Linked DNA regions of Homo sapiens: region 2 is linked to region 1. A link is an interaction called in ENCODE POLR2A ChIA-PET data of the cell type or tissue named here. Cell type or tissue: GM12878. All regions are shown on one strand. Each heading gives the region's core, and the rest is flanking DNA. Links, peaks and the distances in the headings are about the cores only. Region 1 overlaps USH2A (usherin). Region 2 overlaps USH2A (usherin).

What was found. Peaks named below come from ENCODE experiments on the same cell type or tissue, not always from the same donor. Only the 100,000 strongest peaks of a DNase experiment are listed, where the experiment ranks them.
Region 2: POLR2A ChIA-PET joins it to region 1 with 5 read pairs; 2 of 35 experiments call an interaction of 5 or more read pairs at or near these places.

Annotation. Positions count from the first base shown.
Region 1 is chr1:216,003,878-216,009,266 of GRCh38, forward strand. All of the region lies in intron 32 of USH2A (usherin), which reads right to left. Among named protein-coding and RNA genes, the nearest start is that of USH2A-AS2, 66 kb to the right of the region's middle. In GM12878, for the core only: no CTCF peak of the experiment used is centred there; a DNase peak (open chromatin) is centred at 2,234.
Region 2 is chr1:216,092,917-216,098,305 of GRCh38, forward strand. USH2A (usherin) reads right to left here. Exons shown (of 72, transcript NM_206933.4): 22 at 4,167-4,297. Among named protein-coding and RNA genes, the nearest start is that of USH2A-AS2, 23 kb to the left of the region's middle. RefSeq lists an enhancer at 2,381-2,925. In GM12878, for the core only: no CTCF peak of the experiment used is centred there; no DNase peak of the experiment used is centred there.

The DNA.
Region 1 (5,389 bases), core at 254-5,253:
TACATCTCACTGAAGAGGCTATTTGTAATATCAAGTAAGTGGGGGCCAGTAATAATCAAGTAAGAAATGGTTAAATTCTGAATATGTTTTAAAGGCAAAGCTAACAGGATTTCCCAGTGCATTGTAGGTAGAGTATGAAAGAGAAGACCCAGAGTTGACTCCAAGGCTTTTGACCTGAGCAAAGGGAAGGATAAAGTAACCATTTTATTGGTTGAGGAAGGCATGGAGGGGAAGATAAGAATTCATATAATGAATGTCAATTAGACATTTGCTATGTTAGTTAGATAACCAAGAGGAGATTGTCAGGATATTTGAACAGAAGTTTGGAATTACAGGAAGAGTTCATGGCTTGAGATATATAATTTGGTAAGTCATCATCATATAGATGGCTAGGAGTGCAAACGGAGTGAGAATAGATATAAAAGAGAAAACCCTGGGATACCAACATATGAGGCCAATGAGTAAAGGAGAAATCAACCAAGGAGACAGAGAGTGACCAGTAAGGTATGAGGAAAACATTGAGATTATGGTGTCTTGAAAGTCAAAGGAAGTAATTTTTAAGAGTTAAAGGTGAAATAAGATGAGAATTAAAAATCGGCCATCGGGTATAACAATATGGCAGTCATCAGTAATTGCACAATTGAAGTTTCAGTGAACTTGTCAGCACTAAAGCCTGACTTAAGTGGGCTTATAAGGAAATAGAAGAGGAATTAGAAACAGTGAATAAAAGAACATTTTCAAAAAGTTTTGTGGTAAAGGAGAACAGATAAATGTAGCAATAGATAAAAGGTAAGTAGAATCAAGAGAAGATTTTTAAAGTAATTTAAATGAGAGAAAAATTTGTTGTATGTGATGGGATGACCCACTAGTGAAGGGAAAACTATGAAGTGGATGAAAGAGAAAAAAATTGCTGGAGTTTTGTCCTTGAATATGTGAAAGAGGAGAATCTAGTTCAAAAGTGAAAGAGTTGAACTTGGAACAGAGACAATCTATAGTAATGGGAGGGGATGCAGACTATGTGGGTGCCAATACTGGTAGGTGGGTAGATGGTAGCAGAGTCTATGGGCATTATCCTCTAACTACTTCAATTTTCCCAATGAAGAAAACAAGACCATTTACCATGAGTGATCTTTTGATTCTTCAGAGTAACACCCTGTAGTACCCTTCTTCTGCTCTTAGAACGAAATCTAATAATGGTCAATGAGATCCTATTTGATGTAACATTCTCCCTATTTTTTTCATACACTAGACTAGACATTATTCTGTTCTTCTAACACAACAAGTTCACACTTCTGGGCCTTTGCAGGTGCTGCTCCTTCTGACTGAAATCTATTTTCTCTCTCTTTGTACTTGGATTGCTCTTTCTTATGCTTCAGCTTCATCCTTCTATGAGTGGTCTTTCTTGATAATTGAACAATATGGCCACCATCATCCCCAGGTTCTTGTTATATCACCTTGTTTAGTTCCATATCATAATTACTAAAACAAGTTCAATATTGCCTTTTCATTTATATCTTGATATTATATCCTTCCCAGGAGAATGTAAACTTCTTGAGTTCAGATAAATATTTTTTATCATGTTCAGCAGGATATCTCCAGGAATGGTGTGATGACTAACTCGCATAATTTTACTTGTTGTAAATGAATGAGCAAGACCAGAAGGATATCCCCATGCCCTCTACCCAGGCTGCCATTTTTTTTTCTCAGAAATATAGTAATGTCTAAACATGTTTTAAAGTCTCCAAGAATATAATGAATATAATTGTTGGGCCAATGTAGGGGTCTATAGTTGTAAGACAAAGGAGATTTACCATTAAATACGAGAAAAAGGCAAAGCTGTACCTGTCTGAATGCCAAAACATAATTTTAAAGTACCAGTGCTTCATTGTAAAAGAAAGAAACAATAAAAAAAATAAAAACAAAACAGGAGATAGTGGTAAACCAAATGTTAACAATGTTTTTCTGAGTGAGTGCATATAGAGGATTTAATTTTTGTTACATATATTTTTCAAATTTTTTGTGATATATATTTATATCATAGATGGAGAAAAAATAGCCATAGTTAATATCAATCCATTATTTAAAAGAAGATATGCCCCAACCTAGTTAACGCATGCCCCCATCACATCTCCGGTCACACTGCTTCTCTCCTCTATGACTTCAGCATTGGCTCAGTTTTCTTTTCAATCATAATCCCTTTTTGGCAACTCTAACATCCTCAATAATGACTCATCTCTGAATCTGGCTTTACTTTAACTTCCTCAAATGCAATGCCCTTCACCTCTACTTCATTTATTCAACATTCAGCATAGTTACACCTACTACTTCATAATCTTCAGAATGATTTCCAAGATTCTAAATCTAAATCCTGCACTCTCTGACCACAAACTGGTTACTTCCCACCTCTTCCACTTGTCACATCAATGCAATCACTCCTATGCCGCTACACAATGTCCAGTCTCTTGGTACCTTCTTATTCCCAGATATTTTCAATAGTTTCATTTCCCTCATCAATGAAATTTGATCATCCATTACAAAGCCATACTCCCTGGGTCACATAGGGTTCTTCACATCCCCAGTCCTCTTCTATATGGCTATCCCAGTTCCCACTTCTGGATAAATCTTATCATCTTATGTCTCTAATACTTCTCATATCTCTAAGATGTTTCCGAGAGATGTCACTGAACACACTGAAAGAGTCTAGTATAATTTCAGGTTTTCCAGTTTGAACTGGGCTTTTGGAACTTTTCAGCCATAATTATGTTGTTCCTTTGTGACTCTCTTCATTATATTGATTTGTTTTTCCTTCTTCTCCTTTCATAGTTTGGACAATTCTCTTGAGGAACCAAGTAAGGGTTTACATTGAAGCCCTTAGAGCTTCCTCTTCTAAACTCCTACAATGCTCAGGATTTGTTCAATGGGTACTGAGATCAATCTGATTGTCATACTAACCTATTTTATTTCTTCCGTCCTTCCCTGCTACCGACCCTATATGTTTTCTGCATTTAATTTTTATCTAAATGCTTCTCAGTGATATGGTTTGGCTATGTCCCCACCTAAATCTCATCTTGAATTGTAGTTCCCATAATTCCCACATGTTGTGGGAGGGACCCGGTGGGAGATAATTGAATCATGGGGGCAGTTTCCCCCTTCTGTTCTCATGGTAGTGAATACGTCTCATGAGATCTAATGGTTCCATAAGGGGTTTCCCCTTTCCCTTGGCTCTCATTTCTGTCTTGTGTGCTACCATGTAAGATGTGCCTTTTGCCTTCTGCCATGATTGTGAGGCCTCCCCAGCCACATGCAACTGTAAGTCCATTAAACCTCTTTTTCTTTACAAATTACACAGTCTCGGGTATGTCTTTATCAGCAGCATGAAAACGAACTAGTACACTCAATTAAATTATAAAATCAGAATTTAACTATAAAATAGATTTCTCTGTAAAACAGAATGTGACTGGTCAGGAGGCAGAAAAAAAAACAAAAAAATCTTCTGGACAGAGTGACTGAGGGAACAGAGAAGGAAGACTCTGTTCCCTCAGATATAATGTTGGGAGAAATAGGAAGTATGGAGTCTTCCACTTCCCTAATTCAGAATTCCCTGCCTGATGGAATAAGGATAAAAGGAAGTAGAAATGTGCAAGCTCTCTGAAGGAGGGGCCCTGACCCCTGTTTTCAAGGTAGAGTCCCAGGTCGGGGGCAAGACCAGAGCAAAAAGAAAGACTTTGGTGTCTGTATTCAGGCAGGGCCACAGAAAACCTTGTAAAGATTTCAGTTGCCCAAGTGTGATGTAGAAGCACTGAGGATACCCACTGAATGTGGAAGGGTTGTCTCAATAGTTATCCCTTTGCACAGAGAAAGAAAGCATCCTGGGTGGCCACACTCCAGATGCTAAGGAACTAGGTAAGACCCCAGAAGCTTTTACATAATTAGTAGAGGTGGGGGGACCCCCAAAGTGACTGTGATTTACTTACTACTAAGTTGCATGGGAGTAAAGTCAGATATTAAACTGAATTATAGAAATAAAATCATAACTGTACACAGAGATAGAGACATACATATATGTCTTGAAGACTGAAATTTATGAATGCCACATACTCAACCAGCACCTCACCTATGCTTATCATAACCACACAGACAAGATTTTCAGAACCTAGGTACAATTGAAATGTTTTCTAAGTTTTTAAGATAAGCTAATTCACACCAAAAAAGTAGTTTGTTAGGTCAGATTTCTGGTTTGGGAAATCTGACTGCTATGTCGTCACTGTCAGGCCTCTGAGCCCAAGCTAAGCCATCATATCCCCTGTGACCTGCACGTACACATCCAGATGGCCGGTTCCTGCCTTAACTGCTGACATTCCACCATGAAAGAAGTGAAAATGGCCTGTTCCTGCCTTAACTGATGACATTGTCTTGTGAAATTCCTTCTCCTGGCTCATCCTGGCTCAAAAGCTCCCCCACTGAGTACCTTGTGACCCCCACTCTGGCCTCCAGAGAACAACCCCCCTTTGACTGTAATTTTCCTTTACCTACCCAAATCCTATAAAACGGCCCCACCCCTATCTCCCTTCGCTGACTCTCTTTTCGGACTCAGCCCACTTGCACCCAGGTGAAATAAACAGCCATGTTGCTCACACAAAGCCTGTTTGGTGGTCTCTTCACATGGACGCACATGAAATTTGGTGCCGTGACTCGGATCGGGGGACCTCCCTTGGGAGATCAATCCCCTGTCCTCCTGTTCTTTGCTCTGTGAAAAAGATCCACCTACGACCTCAGGTCCTCAGACCCACCAGCCCAAGGGACATCTCACCAATTTTAAATTGGGTAAGCAACCTCTTCTTACTCTCTTCTCCAACCTTTCTCACTATCCCTCAACCACTTTCTCCTTTCCACTCTTCAATCTCTCCCTTCTCTTAATTTCAATTCCTTTCATTTTCTGGTAAAGACAAAGGAGACATGTTTCATCCGTGGACCCAAAACTCTGGCGCCAGTCACGGACTGGGAAGGAGCCTTCCCTTGGTGTTTAATCATTGCAGGGACGCCTCTCTGATTATTCACCCCTTCTCTGCCTTTCTGGGGGGCAAGAAACCCCCAACCTCTTCTCCTTCACCCTTAGCAGCAAGTCCCACTTTTCTGGGGGAGGGGCAAATATCCCAACCTCGTATCTCTGTGCCCCAATACCTTATTTCTGTGCCCCGACCTCTTATCTCTGCACCCCAATCCCTTATTTCCACACCCTGACCTCTTATATCTCTGTGCCCCAATCCCTTATTTCCATGCCCCAACCTCTTTCCCACTTTTCTGGAGGGTAAGAACCCCTGAACCCCTTCCCTCCGTGTCTCTACTCTCTCTTTTCTCTGGGCTTGCTTCCTTCACTATGGGCAACCTT
Region 2 (5,389 bases), core at 195-5,194, 89 kb after region 1:
TAGACATCATTAAACCTTCCTCACTCCCTTTAGCCCCCAACTTGGCTTTAACAATTTTTTTTTTTTTGAGACAAGGTCTCACTCTGTCACCCAGGTTGGAGTGCAGTGGCTCAGTCTCGGCTCACTGTAACCTCTGCCTCCCGGGTTCAAGCAATTCTCTGCCTCAGTCTCCCGAGTAGCGGGGATTACAGGCACCTGCCACCACGCCCAGCTAAGTTTTGTATTTTTAGTAGAAACGGGGTTTCACCATCTTAGCCAGGCTGGTCTTGAACTCCTGACCTTGTGATCCACCCGCCTCAGCCTCCCAAAGTGCTAGGATTACAGGCATGAGCCACCACGCCCAGTGGCTTTAACAATTTTATTAATACTTGGCTGGCACCTGCGGACTATGTATACAGCTTAGGGTTTGGCTATACAGGGTAGGGACAGAGCAACTGGGAAAACTAATAGCAGTGACGAGTACTCTAAGCAATTGTGTGAATGAGAAGGGTAAGGGGGCGGAAATGATGGGCAAATGCCCTGTGAATGTTTCCCTGAATTCTGTTACCACGCTTTGCACCAGCCTGTCCAGGTGATCACCGTAAAGGATATGAAAACAACTAGACCTGCCAGATGAGTTTCCTGGCAGCCATTCTCCGTTAAGCAGTTTGACCCCTTTACCCTCCTATCCTACAGAGTCTTAAGGTATCGCATCCTTTAGAAATAGCAACACCACATGTCAAAAGAGATGGCAGTCATGCTTCAGACTTGGGGAAATCATTTTTGGATTAATTCTCCAATGACTGTCCCATGTTTGGTAGGGGGGTGGCTATAAATACTCAAAATCTGTGATGAACAACCAATGGCCAGAATTCCAATGAGTGTCATTCTGTTCATTTCTGTGTTCCCAGTGCATAACTGTGAAGTCCAATAAATTCTTAGCAAAGTTTCATTGAATAAAATAATTCAGTGCTATTCAAATAATTGAATTCAGTGCTAGTTCTATCCCTAAACCACTCTATGACCGTAGTTAAGCCACTTCATCTAAAGCAGGGATGAAAACAAAATCAACCTCAAGGGGCTACTTCAAGAATGAAATGAGATCATTAACAGGAACTCACTTTGTATACTTTAAAGCTCTATAAACAAGTGGTCCTGTGATTAGTTTTTTTTCCATCTGGCTTCTTCTTAAATATCTCCAGATACTAACAGGTTGAAGGGGAAAAAGCAGAGCCAGATTTTTCTTTCTCATTGACAGTCTTCTATTTTACTGTACTCTCCCCTTTCTTTTTCTGATTTTTGTTGATTTTTTAACTTAGCATTTGCTGTCCTTTTTAACCTTGTTAATTTGGATGTCCTGAAGAGCACTTTTTATTAGTAGTAACTTATTTTTCTATAACATTTGAAATCAAACATTTGCCCTATTTATTTAACGAAAACAAAACGTCAGTATAATCTATTCCCTTATTCCACCCACACCCCGCCACTAAGCTGGTATCTTCAGAACTTTTAATTCACTCATCTTTCCTCTCCTTCAAATCTTACTAATTTTAGCAACAAATGATTATTCACGTTTTTTTTCTTGCCTTTGCTATACTTCTCTTCTATTTCAAAGATTCTCATTTGGCACTGTAAAACAGAGTTCTAGTCACTCTATCATTAAATATTTAGGCATAACTTAATATTACTAGATTTATTATTCACTGATGCTTCTTCTTTTTATATTTCTGACTCTGTTATTTTTCCTTTTGGCTAGATTACTTACTGAAATATTTCTTTCCAACCTGGTGCAGAGATGGATTTTTTTTTTCTGAATTTATGGATATCAACAACCATCTTTCTTTCATGTTGAAAAGCAGTATAGCACTGTAGCTAAAATCATGGTCTTTGGAGCTCAATTGCTTGTGTTTATAACCTGGCTTGGTCACTTATTAGTGTTGTGACTTGGGGAAAATTAACTTACCTGTGGCCCAGATTCCTCACCTGTAAAATGGGAATATGAAGAGTATCTACCTCACAGAGTTGTTGAAAAGTTCAAATGAGTTTATGTGCGTGTGTAGGTGTGTGTGTGTGTGTGTGTGTGTATAGGCATATGTGTGTATGTAAGTGTACAAACTGATGTATAGAGAGACCACTTAGAATAATGCCTGGCACAAAGAGGTCTCATAGAAGTATTAGTTTTGCTTAATCTTGACAGGAAATTGATGAGTCTTTTCAATGGATTTATACTAAATTCCCTCTTAAATCAGATATTCTCTCCTATTTTTTGTTTCATCATTTTATGTTATCCCTCTTTTTCTTGAGCATGTGCTTTTTGTTCTCCTTCCGATTCGCTTCTTAGTGACAGTAGTAGTATCTAACTTTCTTGTTTTTGTCACATTTTTATGTATTTTGAGAGATTTCTTCAACTTAATCTTCTGACCTACTAATCTGAGGCTCAGTGTCTCTCCTCTAATTAATCTACTTAAAGTTTTCAAATAAAAAATAATATCTTCCATTATGTAATTGAATCAACTTCAGCTGATTTTTTAAAAATTTTTTTCAGTTGCCATCTGTCTTGCCTTCTGCGATAGCTGCTGCTTCTTCCTTTCCCTCTGGCTGCAGGATCTGCTTAGGTGTGATGCTATTTCCTTTTGCTTACTCACTGCCCACCTGCTGGCATCCTTTAAGAAGCTGCATTACTAGGGGACGCTCAGAAATCTTTGTGTCTGAGGACCTGCTGTGCACCAGCCAGGGAGTTAGCAGAGCCCTGTCAAGTCATGAGGAGGGAGCCTTTCTGTCCCTGGTCCTTCGAGTGGCCACTGTGCGGCTCTCCCAGCTTCATAAAGCAGGAGGACTTTGGCCTGCTTTTTGAGTCTGGCAGGGTCCTCAGATACACTTGGTACAATAGGCCCTGCCTTTTCTCTCTAAGGTCAATGGATCTCCAGGGTTCATGAGGCTGAGATCCTCAGTCAGATCACTCAGTCCATGATCCTAGACGCAACTTGGATACAGAGGGTGAACGTTGTGTCTGCTTTACCAATAAAATGTAAAACATTTATTTGTCAAGCATAACGTGTGATTTAGATCATCAGTTTTAAGTTGAAGAACTGAGAAAATGGAAAGCTAATATATTTTACTTAGTCTTACTCATTTCTCTTACTCATCTCACATGCTTAATACAATACCTAATATCAAATGCTCACTGATATTTGTTCAACTCAAGTGAAGACAACTGTTCAGTGCTTTCTCACTGCCCTTAGGAAAAATTCATATCCTCACATTTGCTTACAAGGTCTTAAATGACTTGGTTTCTACCCAGCTTTTCAATCTACCACCTTTCCCTTTGTCTCTGTTCCCAGCCATAAGAGATTCATCTCAGTGTACTGAATGTGCCATGTTCTCGTCCACCTCAGGCACTTAATATTTGCTATTTCCTTAATATTTGCTGCTCACTTTGCCTGGAAACTTTATGCTCAGCACCTTCCCAGGTGGAGATCAGAATCTCCCCTGTACTGCCCCACCTGAAATATACACCCTCAAATACAGACATATAATCTTGTCCTGACCAACTTTTCTTCATTGATTTGTATCTCAGTTAAATATCACATTTCCAGAGAAAATTGACAACTCAGAAAACAATTTATTTCTTTATTTTATGTTCCTATAATACATAGAATCCTAAATCTTTATTTTGATACAATTTATAAGAATTTTAAATTGATTATTTTACTGTATCCTTTGCAGGGGCATGGTCATATTTAACTTTGAAACTATGGTAGTCTGCAACGCCCAGTACCATAGTACCCGATAGCCACTTAAATATTTGCTGGTGAAACAATGAAAAAAGAAAGACAGGGAAGGAAGAAAAGGGGACATGATTTTTTGCTACTAAGAAAAATAAAAATAGATCTCTTTAAATTTATTTAAAAGTTTTAATCTTCATTATAAGGTGGCATTTTGGTTGTTAAGCCCACAGATTCTCAGTCAGACCATGATGGTTTAAAAGTTAGCTCCGCTATTTTAGCTGAGGGCAAGTCACATTACTTTTGTAAGTTTCATTTTCTTGATTGGCAAAATGGGGATAATAATAGTACTTACCTTACAAGGTTTGAATGAAGATTCAGTGTGAAAACAGAAGCATTTACCTCAGTACCAGGCACCTACTAAATTCTTAAAAATATTAAAGTTTATGATTTCTCATTTACCTGAGGATCAAAAAGAAAATAAAGACGTCCCTTCTTCAACTGAAGTGCAAAATACTCTTCCTGATTGCCAGGTGATGCTGCAAAGACAATCAAACCTTCAGGCACTTTTGTTCGAAAGCTGGCCTTAATGCCTGGTAAGACAAGTGTGATCAGCAAATCAGTGCTGGGGTTTTGTTGATTCTTTCTGATAAATGTACATTTACTTTCATTATTATTTATGATGTAGTGAGTACAGTCAGGAAATTATACACAGCAATATACTCGCATGGTCTAGGCCATTTGGTTTTAAATATATCCCATTTTAAATGCCATTCAGTACTTGGAATCTTATGCCCACATTCCTGCTAATCAATATATAATGAAGTTTAAATTTATGCAAAACTCATCAACCCAAAAAGACATATTGTCAACCCAAAATTGGATACTCAGAGTATCAATGTGAAAACATTATCAGAGAGTCATAAAAATAAATGGGTTTTTGACAAGAGTGAAAGAAACACAGAGGGTCTTGCTTAAAATATTTATGAAGTTTAAAGAATCGGTTCAGTAATAGAAGTTAATATTGGAAAGACCTGCCATGAAGAGGCCTATAGAGGTAATTTCCTGAAACACCACCCTATAACCAAATGGTTTGCAGCCTTCAGAATTTTGGGATCTTTACTGACCCTTCAGAGCACATACTAGCCCTGCATATCATAGGATATACAATGCTCTTTTCTCATAGAAATTTCCACAGCTTAGGAAGCAGGGGCAATATGCAACAGCCCTATGAATGATGCCTTCTCCCTACCATTACATGTCCCCATCTCCAGCCCTATGAATGATGTCACCCCCCTACCATTACATGGCCCCATCTCCAGTCCTATGAATGATGCCTCCCCCCTACCTTTACATGTCCCCATCTCCAGCCCTATGAATGATGCCTTCGCCCTACCATTACATGGCCCCATCTCCAGTCCTATGAATGATGCCTTCCCCCTACCGTTACATGGCCCCATCTCCAGTCCTATGAATGATGCCTTCCCCCTACCATTACATGGCCCCATCTCCAGTCCTACCATTACATGGCCCCATCTCCACTCTACTCAGTATCCCACGTACTCAACACATACTGTGGAGCTCTTGCCCTGTATAAGGCTTTTTGCTTAATGCATTAAAACTGGTAAGAGACACAATCTCTGTTTTCAAGGAATTTCCAGTTTAGTTGAAAATATTAAATGTAT